2 separate regions of the Homo sapiens genome follow, and region 1 is linked to region 2. A link is an interaction called in ENCODE POLR2A ChIA-PET data of the cell type or tissue named here. Cell type or tissue: Panc1. All regions are shown on one strand. Each heading gives the region's core, and the rest is flanking DNA. Links, peaks and the distances in the headings are about the cores only.

What was found. ChIA-PET counts read pairs that join two places held together with the same protein. Peaks named below come from ENCODE experiments on the same cell type or tissue, not always from the same donor. Only the 100,000 strongest peaks of a DNase experiment are listed, where the experiment ranks them.
Region 1: POLR2A ChIA-PET joins it to region 2 with 9 read pairs; 2 of 35 experiments call an interaction of 5 or more read pairs at or near these places.

The regions. Positions count from the first base shown.
Region 1 is chr14:76,446,477-76,452,297 of GRCh38, reverse strand. The region is part of intron 2 of ESRRB (estrogen related receptor beta); the gene reads right to left. Among named protein-coding and RNA genes, the nearest start is that of ESRRB, 73 kb to the right of the region's middle. In Panc1, for the core only: no CTCF peak of the experiment used is centred there; no DNase peak of the experiment used is centred there.
Region 2 is chr14:76,099,216-76,105,036 of GRCh38, reverse strand. No RefSeq gene overlaps it. Among named protein-coding and RNA genes, the nearest start is that of GPATCH2L, 50 kb to the left of the region's middle. In Panc1, for the core only: no CTCF peak of the experiment used is centred there; a DNase peak (open chromatin) is centred at 2,896.

The DNA of each region.
Region 1 (5,821 bases), core at 535-5,534, 350 kb before region 2:
CTTTTGCCCTGATCTTGGTTTGGACGGCCCTAACTGCACTGTTAAAATTGCTTCCTGTGGCCGGATGTAATGGCTCACACCTGTAATCCCAGCACTTCGGGAGGCCAAGGCAGGTGGCTCATGAGGTCAGGAATTTAAGACCAGCCTGGCCAACAGAGTGAAACCCCCTTTCTACTTAAAATACAAAAATTAGCCAGGTGTGGTGGCATGCACCTGTAGTCCCAGCTACTCGGGAGGCTGAGGCAGGAGAATCACTTGAACCCAGGCGGAGGTTGCAGTGACCCAAGACCATGACATTGCACTCCAGCCTGGGTGACAGAGTGAGACTCCATCTTGGGGGAAAAAAAAAAATTGCTTCCTGCTGGGCGCAGTGGCAGACGCCTGTAATCCCTGCACTTTGGCACTTTAGGAGGCCAAGGCAGGAGGGTCACGAGGTCAGGAGTTCAAGATCAGCCTGGCCAACACAGTGAAACCCTGTCTTTACTAAAAAAAAAAAAAAAAAAAAAAATTAGCTGGGCATGGTGGCCCACACCTGTAATCCCAGCTGCTGGGCAGGCTGAGGCAGAAGAATCGCTTGAACCCAGGAGAATCTGCAGTGAACCGAGATTGCACCACTGCACTCCAGCCTGGGCAACATAGCAAGACTCTGTCTCAAAAATAAATAAATAAAATAAAAATAAAATAAAATTGCTTCCTCACTGGGCTCCCAGCCCCTAGCCTCTCCTGCTTCCACATCATCGTTCCTATTGTTGCCTGAATTATCTTGCTGAAAGGAGATCTGATTAATTCCCTGCTCAGAAGCCTTCAATGACTTCCCATTGCCAAGCACAACTAACAAAACAAATACTATTTATTTCATGTGCCAGGCACTTAGTTACACCCTCACATGCATGTCTCATTTCATTTTTGCAATAACACTGTAGGGGCAGGAACTATTAACATTTTACTGATACGGACATTAAGGCTCAGGAAAACTAAGTCACTTGCCCAAGGTGATACAACTAAGAAATCGTGAAGCTGAGATTCTAAGCCTGGTTAAATAGCCCTCAAATCTTAAATATGACTCCTTACTTAACTGTTCCTTACCATGACCTGTGAAGCCTGGTGCACTCCAGTGCCATGCTGTTTTCCCAGCCCATCATCCACCACTGAGCCCCCTCCTCTCTTGCTGCCAAGCATGTTTACCTTCCACTTCTGAGAAAGTGTCCCTTCTTCCAGGAAGCCCTCCCTGCCCTCCAGAAGGTATAAACCTTCTCTGGACTCTATGTGTCACCTAAGTCACAGGCTGACCACATTCTGACTGGCATCCTGGCTGTGTCTCCAAAAAGAGGAATTGTGATTTGTTCTGTCATTTGCCAGTGCCCTACAGATAGCTAACATTTTGTGGGTTTAATGGACTCTTCTTGTAGAGATGAGGAAACTGAGGCCAGAGGAACTCAGTCCTTGCTTGCCCAAGGTCAGCCAGTTGGCTAGTGACTGGGCCGGGACCAGCACCTAGCTCCTGACTCCTGCCCTCTCCTGCTCTTGTCTCTGCACCCCTGTCTTGTGCCTCCCGGGATCCAGGATCCAGATCCGCCAGCTGCATTCTCCAGGACAAAAGACCTGGAGGCGACCCAAGGTGGAATAACCCATCAATCATCCCCCTTCCCCTCTCCTAGGGGAGTTTTCTTCCAAGCCTGCATCTGGGCCCCAGGTGAATGGAGGAAGCACTGTGCCAGGCCTCTTTCTTACTTGTTCCTTCTTGTTTTAAGTTAGAGACCCAGGAATTGCTCAAAAGACTCCCAGTGGCCTGTGCAAAGTTGGCCATCTACCCTGGGAACTCAAGGAGGAGTGCAGACTGGCTTTACCTAACCGTACAGCCCCTCATGGCCATGTATCACATGTTAGTCAACGGCTGCTACTCTACCTGGAAAAAAATCCAAGTGCACCCCTCACCATGGCCCCTAGACTTTGCCCATCCTCTCCAGCCCCTTCCACTTTGCCTTTGCTCACTGACACTAGCCATGTTGGCCCTCCTGCTGTCCTGAAACACACTGGCTTTTTCCTCTGCCTGGAACGCTGGTCCCAGGATTCCTTGATGAGCTTCAGCTTCCTTTAAAAGTCACCTTATTAGCACAACCTTCCCTAATCCTCCTTCTAAATGAGACCCCCCCCCTTTCTCAGTCACTCTCTGGTCTCATCATTGTTTTTTCTCCTTCATAACACCTGTCTCAGTCTGTCACCATGCTTCATTATTTATCATATTTATTGTCAGCTTTCCCCCTACAATGCAAGCCCACTAGGGTGGGGGCCATAGGAATGCTTGAGCCCAGGAATTCAAGACCAGTGTAGGCAACATAGAGAGACTCCGCTTTACAATTTTTTTAAAAAATAAATTAGCCGGGCATGGTGGTGCATGCCTGTAATTCCAGCTCCTCAGAAGGCTGAGGCAGAAGCCCAGGAGTTTGAGGCTACAGTAAGCCATGATCATGTCTCTGCACTGAGCCTGGGCAACAGAGCAAGACCCTGTCCCAAGGACCAAAAAAAAAAAAAAAAAGGAAAGAAAAAAAGAGAGAAAATTGCTTATGATTTGAGTCTTTACAAGTTCTCACATCAGAGGTGCTATTAAGTCAATCACTTTGTACTGAACAACAATCTAAAATTTGGGAAGACACATGGTCCTAAGAAGACCGCAATCAATGCTCCTTGCCTGAGTGAATCACTACAAAGGGAGTAAATAAAAACAAACTTTTTTTTCTTTTTTTTTTTGAGACTGAGTCTTGCTCCGTCACCCAGGCTGGAGTGCAGTGTGTGATCTTGGCTCACTGCAACTTCCGCCTCCCGGGTTCAAACAATTCTTGTACCTCAGCCTCCCAAGTAGCTGGGATTACAGGCATGTGCCACCATGCCAAGCTAAGTTTTGTGTTTTTAGTAGAGATGGGGTTTCGCCATGTTGGCCAGCTGGTCTTCAACTCCTGGCCTCAAGTGATCCACCCGCCTCGGCCTCCCAAAGTGCTGGAATTACAGGCATGAGCCACCATGCCTGGCCTGGGAGTAAAGAAATTTAACACAAATTTAGTTATTCCCAGGAAAATAATCTTACAAGTGTTGGGTGTCAAAAGCAGTATGTACCTGATACATTGTGGATATCCTGATCATAAGTCAACACAAATAAAAAAAGAACTCCCCTTATGGTGTAGGACGTATACTTATGGCTTAAAATAAAAAAACTTTAGGGATAGCAGCGCATACATTCTCATAAAATTTCAATTAACTGATGGAAATGAAGGCAGCACACTGAAACACTGTTAAATGACTCAAAAAACTCTAGAGAAGGAAAACAAAGACATTTGTATCAAAGATTCATTTGATAAGACTTCCTTCACAAAATATGTGTAGAAAAACAACTTTTCAAAAATAATATATTGTTTTCCATAAGGTAATTTAAAATATACAAGCGTAACTAAATAATATATTGTTATAAGCAGACATCTGACTATTTTACCTAGATCCCTTAAAGTTTACACATATGCAAACTGGCCCAACTTCTTCAGTTTGTCCTCCCTGGGAAATGGGAGATCACTTTGTTTGGGGATTGCATTGCATTTGGACACACTGAGAACCTTCTACATGCCAGGTACTGTGAGAGGACATGGGGTTAAGTGAAAATCGAAGTAAATGTGGGCTGGGCGCGGTGGCTCACGTCTGTAATCCCAGCACTTTGGGAGGACGAGGCTGGCAGATCATTTGAGACCAGGAGTTCGAGAGCAGTCTGGCCAACATGGTGAAACCCCGTCTCTACTAAAAAAAAAAAAATACAAAATTAGCCAGGCATGGTGGTGCGTGCCTGTAATCCCAGCTATTTGGGAGGTTGAGGCAGAAGAATCACTTGGACCTGGGAGGCGGAGGTTGCAGTGAGCCGAGATTGCGTCACTGCACTCCAGCCTGGGCAACAAGAGGGAGACTCGGTCTCAAAAAAAAAAAAAAAAAGGTAAGTAAATGTAACCCTGTGCCTTAGGAGCTTGTACTCTTCTTGGGGTATCAGACAAAAAAAATGGCAATAACCATACAGTGGGAGAAGGGTGGCGTGATGGGCGAACCTTTGCAGGGCATCCAGGAGGAATGAGAGGAGAGAATCAGAGAAGCCTTCCTGGAGGAAATGCCTACTAACTGGAGACCTAAGGGACACAAGCTGGGAGTAGAGGTTGGGAGTAGGTGCAACAGAGAGAAGAGTATATGCAAAGTCTAGAAATTGAAAGCATGGAATAAAATCTGGTAACTAGAAAACAGAGCAATCAGGGTGACCACAGCATGCAAAAGAGAGTGGCATGAGACGTGGGGCAATCCCAGAGGGCGTCCTTGGCCATGTTCTGGAGCTTTGATTCTCCCCACAAGAAAGAAGGGAGACATGGTCAGATGTGTGTTCAGGCTGGGAACGGCCGAGCCTGGCAGCAGGGAGAACAGGTAGGAAGCGGTGGGAGTCAGCGGTGGCCTGAGCTGAAGCAGGGGAAGGAAGACAAGCTGCTGGGTCAAGTGATCTGAAGGAGGGAGAATGAACAAGACTTGGCCACTGGGATGTTAGTTCGGGGTGGTAGGGGGGTGGGCGCTGGGACAGGAAGCAGAGTTAAAGGTAAGACCCAGGTGTCTGGCTTGAACATGGAGGGCTGATGCAGGCACTGTATTGGGAACACAAGGAGAAATGGTGATGGAAGGAAAACCGCTTCTGTTTAAGACTTCGTGCAACTGGGGTGCTTCTGGGGCATCCAAGTGGAAATGTTCATTAGGTGTGAAAGGAATGGAGCTTGGGGAAGAGGATGACAGCAAGACCTATGGAATTAGCATTCATCCTGATTTCAGAGACAACTGAAGCCATGGATATGAGAAGGAAGATGCTGGGCGCAGAAGCTGGGTCAAGAACTGAGAGGAGGAAGAGAGGAAGAACCAGGAAGCTGAAGGTAGAGGAGATATATATTTTACAAGATTGGAGATACTAGAGATAGTTGAATGTTAATGGAAAGAAGGAAGGAAGGAAGGAAGGAAGGAAGGAAGGAAGGAAGGAAGGAAGGAAGGAAGGAGACTTTAGAAAATGAGCAAGGGAAGACAAAGGAGAGGAGGTAATAGCCGAGAGGGTCTCAGGAGGAGGGAAGGAGGTAGGATTCAAAGCCAGAGAAGAGCTGAGCCTGGGGTAGGAGACATCTCTTCCAGCAGTGAGTGAGTTGCAAGAAATAGCTGCGGAATCAGTGAACGGAAGCAGCTGCGAACATGGAAGAGAGTGCATCGGTTTGGCGGCAGGAAGCTGAGGGAGTTCTAGTTTCTCAATAAAACAGGAGGCAGAGTCATTGCTGAGAGAGACACAGGGTGACAGGGTCAAGGTTATTACAAAGGTTTTCATTACGGTGGAGTCAGTGTCACTCAGCCCTAAGTCCCAGAAGCAGCTGACTTTTCCAGCCACAGAAAGTGGCTCCATCTCTCAGAGGCACTCCTCTTGCCTAAATTCAGGAACCTGATGTATAAGCTCAGGGATGCCATGCAAAGAGAGCACACATACAAGGAGAAATTGATCTGTCTGCCTGACCTGCAAATTCACTCCTTGCAGAAGACCTGCAGGGGAACTAGATCCTAACCAGAAAGATATTAATCAGATAAACGGAATGTTTAATCACATCAGGCTGTCCCTAGGCTAAGACTCCCTTTTCCTAGGAGTGGTGGCTTTGCCTAAGTATGTCTGTTTTTTCTATGCCTCCAGGGCTAGCCAATCCTTGTTAATTGGCATTTTTTTTTCTTTAGATATGCGAGTAAATGCAATCAGGTTGAGGTCTATCTCTTCTGACTTGGAGCCATT
Region 2 (5,821 bases), core at 531-5,530:
GGCAGGAGAGGAGCAGGTGAGCGGGTGTGGGGCAGGGCGGGCGTGCATGAGGGGCTGGAGCATCAGGCAGTGCCTGCACGCCACAGGGCACACTGTCCACCAGGACGCGTTCATCTCTACTGGGCCATCTTTGGGGCTTCTTGGCACAATTTTGAGACCCCTGCCTCCAAAGTCTATTAGGTTTGCAAAATTAGCCTTGCCCACATCAAAAATATTTATATTATAAAATACTTAAGACCTATACAAAGGTTTCTAGAATAATATGAAGGACTCACACATCCACCCTCCAGGATACACTTTTCCCCCAAATTCAGGTGAAGGACCTTGTGTGCCCCTCTCCAGGTCAGTCCCCTCCCCTCCACCTGGGGGAAGCACTACCCCAAATTCATGAATTCAGTGTTCATCATCCCTGTATAGTTTTTTTTTTTTTTTTTAGACAGAGTCTTGCTCTGTAGCCCAGGCTGGAGTGCAGTGACATGATCTTGGCTCACTGCAACCTCCACCTCCTGGGTTCAAGCAATTCTCCTGCCTCAGCCTTCTGAGTAGCTGAGATTACAGGCGCCTGCCTCCATGCCTGGCTAATTTTTGTATTTTAGTGGAGACGGGGTTTCACCATGTTGGCCAGGCTGGTCTCAAACTCCTAACCTCAAGTGATCCGCCCGCCTTAGCCTCCCAAAATGCTCGGATTACAGGCGAGAGCCACCACGCCTGGCCCATTCCTGTATATTTCTTTAGACTTTTACCATAAAGGAATGTATCCTAAACAATACACGGAATTGCCTGGCATGTTTCACGTTTCTGTGTAAATGGCCACCACGTGGTTTATCTTCTTTTGCAACTTGCTTTCTTAGCTCCCTGTGGTATTTATGGGATTCAAGCGTGTTGACAGTTCACTCATTTTCACTGCCATCTTGCCCTTATGTTTCATAGCACCTCTTTCTCCAGACAGAGAGCACTTAGCCTATGGCCTTGACCTTCTGATCCCCCTGACCCTCAGCCCAGACACAGATTCCAGGGGAAATTTGGCACAAAATCTCAGGCTAAGACTCGGCCTTATAAAATTTTTTTTGGCAGCTGATGGTACCATGAAGGCCCTTGGGCCCGTGGGATCTCTGTGCGGGGAGGTCCAGTAGAAATCTCTGCTTCTGCGCGGTAGGCCTGAAATAATAAGCTGGCTAGAACAGGGCTTTTAATAATAGTCATCATCATCACCATCATCATCATGATCATCGTCACTCATAGAGCACATGCTGTGCACCAGGTGCCACTCCAAGCACGTTACGTGCTTTGACCCATTTCATGCTCACACAATCCCAAGGCGTAGATGCTATTATTTTCTTCATTTTCCAAGTGAGAAAACTGAGGCACAGAATGTTGAAGTGACTCACCCAAGTCAGCAGTTACCCAGTACCAGGACTTGAACCTGCTTTCACCCAAACAGTGTGACCCCAGGGCACACCCCCAAGTTTCACCACGTCCCGCTCCAGTCACCCAGGTAGTGGTCACCTCTGGGCCCTGGTATGGGTGCCTCCTGCAGGCTGCAGGCTTCCAGGCCCAAGGACATGGGTAGCTTGGTGCCACAGGAGCCCCATAAGAGCCTCAGGAACAGACAATAATGGAGCAAAGATGTAGAGGTACAAAGTCCTTCATCCCAGCCCCAGGGCAGGCTGCCGTGAGCCCGGCTTCCAGAGAACAGTGCAGAACAGGGAGGAGGCTGGGTGGGGGGCGGGGTTCCGAGGACAGCCTTGGAATGGAGCTGTTTAGATGCAATGGGTCTAACTGCTTTTTGGGGGAAATAGGTGGATAGAATGGGAGGGAATTGAAATTTTCAGACTGGATGGTGCCTAAGATCTCTTCCGTCTCTCAAGTTATGTGACCCTAAAGCAGAGGTGGGTAAATGCTTTCTATGAAAGCCCAGAAAAGGCATATTTAGGTATTGAGGATTCTACAGTCTCTGTCATGACTGCTGAACTCTGCTGTTGTGGCGGCGGAGGCCCATGGACCAAAGGTAAACCAATGGGTGAGGCTCCATGCCAATAAAGCTCTACTATGAACACAGAAATGTGAATGCCATGTAATTTCACTTGTCGTGAAATATTATTTTTTGATTTTTTTTCCTCAATCATTGAAAAATGTGAGCCTTTCTTAGCTCGCAGGCCACATGAAGTTGGGCAGTGGGCCAGATTTGGCCCATGGGCTGTAGTTTGCCAGCCCCTGTTCTAGAAGGAAAGGCCTGGATGGAGAGTCTAGAAGCCCTGGGTTACAGCTCTGCCATTTTCAAGCTGTGCATTTGTGAGCAAGAACTTAACCTCTCTAAACCCCACTTTCTCCTTTGTACAGTGGAGATATCACCATCTACTTCCCCTTCCTCCTGCCCCAGCATGGAGGAACTAAAATGAAAAGATTCGAGAGTGTATCCATCAGCTCTTGGCAGCAGAGGCTGTTCTCCGGAATGTTAGCAGCTCGTGATTTCCCCGCCCGCCCCCCAACACCACAAAGCCCTTGCAAGCTTAAAAGTCCAGGACTCTGTTTATCCCCTTTCCACCCTTTGCTGCTGTGCTCCTCCTCTGTCCCCAGCCCGGGGGTACCTCTGCTCCCCAGAGTCTGCTCCTCTGATGGTCTAAGCCATCCACCTACAAAAGCCCAGGAGGAGTGTGCTCCACCCACCACCTGGGATGCTGTGTCCATAGGCCTTGCCCTGAAAGGGATGTGTGCCCTGTGCCAAGGCCTTAGGCAGGGAGGAAGTCACACTGTGCACACCAAACATCCAGACTTTGAAAAGCTCTTCATTCATGCCCCCTTTCTGTAGTTCTTTGTTCAGAAATATTACTGACTGGATGGTTCCCAGATTCCAGGTCACTGGTTGTCAGGATTCTGGCTTATGCAAGGACTGAGAGCCCCCTTGTGTCACCAAGGCAGGACACTTTTTCTCATCAATGGCGAAAGGGGAAGAGGCTTAAGAATGGAAGGAAGAGACGGAAGTTGGGCATCACAGGGCTGTTAGCACCCCATGACCAGGGCCTGGTGGTGGGCAGCCCTGGGCCTTGGAGAAAGAGCCACGGGTAAAGACCAGCATGCAAGTTCCCTTCCCTGGGTCATTCAGGCTCTGGCCCCACCAGGAAGGGAAGCAGCTAGGGCCCCTCTCTTTGCTGCATTTCAAGCACACATTATGCATGTCCAGACAAGAGAGGGAAGGGCCTGCAGGGCAAGAGGCATCCCAGCCCAGTGTCTCCCTGCACCTCATTCTCTGTACTAGTTTGCTAGGGCTGCCCTAACAAAGCACCACAGACGGGTCCTTTAACAGCAGAAATGTATGTTCTCACAGTTCTGAAGGCTAGAGGTCCAAGATCAAGGTGTTGACAGGGCTGGTTTTTCCTGAGGCCTCTCTTGGCTTGCAGATGGCCGCCTTCTCGCTGTGTCCTCACACGGTCTTTCCTCTGTGTACACGCAGCCCTTGTGTCTCCTTGGTATGCGAATTTCCTCTTCTTATAAGGACATCAGTCAGATTGGATGAGGGCCCATCTCCATGACCTCATTTTAACTTAATTACCTCTTTAAAGGCCCTGTCTCCAAATATAGTCACATTCTGGGGTACTGGGGGTTAGAGCATCAACAATATGAATTATGGGGGTAGGGGCGCAATTCAGCCTGTAACACCATCTCTCCACTTCCAAGACAGCCCCCCACTCCGTGATGATGTGTGGGCACGGGGAAGCCCTTGAGATCTCAGTTCCGTGGAGTCTTGCAGACAGAAAGGGGCAGCATCCTAAGGGAAGGGGGGGAATGTTTTTGGTGGTTGAGAGAGTGCGGCTCTAGGTGTGCTTAGTGCGGGGGGTTGGCAGGAGAGTGGGGGTGTGTCTGTGTAAAAGTGGTACACTCCTTAAGGACCCAAACATGAGTATCAGTGATTCTGGGGAATAGTGGGCTGCAGGGCTCCCATGGAGCACCTATGAAAGCATGCATGCCCACAGCCTGGAAGCTGCAGCTACACCCTGCGGGGCAGCCCCCTCCACCCTAGCTCTGGGGCTGGCATTACTGAGTAGTGGCAGTGTTCCAAGCTCTTGATCCAAAGAGTCTCTCTGCAGCATGTCTGAAATCACGGCGTCCATCTCCTGGGCTCCTGTAGCCTCACGCCACGGTCACCCTCAGCTCCCGTGGGGTATGTGCATGGAGACGAGTGGCAGGTGTGCAGAGCACAGTGGGTGAGGGCGCCCAGCACGAAGGTTTCTCACACCACCTTCATCTCAGCTAGCAACTCGGCCCACCCCAACCCGCACCCCCTCTCCTGCCCCTGCCACGTGGAGAGAACTTTCTCCAACTTGTGTGCTTCCTCCTCTACCCACCCCTGCCCACCCCTCGCATGTTCCTTCTTCCCTCCCTGGCAGACCCAGGGAGGGTGCGGGCAGGCTGGGAGCTGGCTCACACGCCGCCTCTCCCTTTGTGCGTACCTCCTGGTATGATTATTAAACGCAAATTACAAAAGACGTGACCCAACCGATCTTTATTTCTTCTTTCAACAAGTGTTGCCTGCAGGGCCCTGATTCCAAATTCCGTTTCAATTATCCTGGCCATTTTAGACACAAAGCGGCTGGTGTTTGTAATTACCAGTGAGGAAGAAGGCAGAGAGAGGAAGTCCAGCAGCCCCAGCTCAGGCTGTTTTCCTCTTCAGTCTCAACTTTCATTGGCAGCGATTAAAGGCACCCGGAGCAAAAGATGAGATGCTCGAACGTGCCCATTACCATGTTACCAGATGCCCCTGGGGACCAGGTTACAGACTCGCAAGCCCTGGGCTCTCCGTCCCCCAAAACACAAATCTCTGGGGCTCCCCTGGTGACAGAATGAGCCAGACAAGCCCCCTGCCCCACTGCTTCTCCAAGGTGGGAGCACCCTGGCTGTTCCCAGAGAGGCAAAAAAGCAAGAGCATGGACTATCCTCACTTCTGATCACTCATTCTGGGGGGAAGGAGCTTCAAGTGTGTTCCCCCTTGTCCATGGGCTGTGGGGACACAGCAGGAGCAGCTTCATGAAGTAGAGAAGGAAATCAACATCATGCCCATCTGGAGCATGGAGCTGACATCTTGCTTCCCATTGTGCCCAGGCTGGTGCCACCCACACAGGGTATGGGATGCAAAGCCCAGATTTTAGAGTCCGGGAGGTCTGCATAGACTCAGCCTGCCACTTACTAGTCAGATGACCTTGACAAGTTATGTGACCTTGTTAAGCCTTCCTCAGGGTTGTCATCTGTGAAACAGGAGTAGTCATGGTGCCTACACCTCGCAGGCTGCTGTGAGGATTAAATCACATTTGCTGTGGAGCCTCAGCACAGCGCCTGGCACATGGTGGTGTGCAGGAAATCCTAGATGCTGGAGTTATGGCCCGATCAATGAAGATGGCCCAGCTGCTCCAGCCAAAGCCACAGGTGCCCCTTGCCTCCCACCCAGCCACCTCGCTCCCTCCTGGATGCCAGGACCTTGGGAGAGGCCTTGGGGGCAGGCCAAATGCTAGGTCTAAAGCCCGCTGCTGGCCCCCTCACCCCCACGGAGGGGCTGCTGAGCACAGCCCCCGGCCACGCCAGGCCAACGGGAGGGGCAATTTACAGCCACGCTTAGCAAGGGCCGGGCGAGCCATTTGTCACGCCGAGCTCGGGCACCTTGTTCTACCTGTGTTGAGTGTGTTTTATTGGTGTTGAGCAGAGTGAGGCCGGAGCGGAGTCGGGGATAGGAAACCCACTCAAGTGAAAAATGAGGAAAGCCAAATGGGATAGAGAAGAGTGAAATGGGGAGAAACAGCAGGGAAGGAGGTGAAGGGGCGGATTGTAAAAC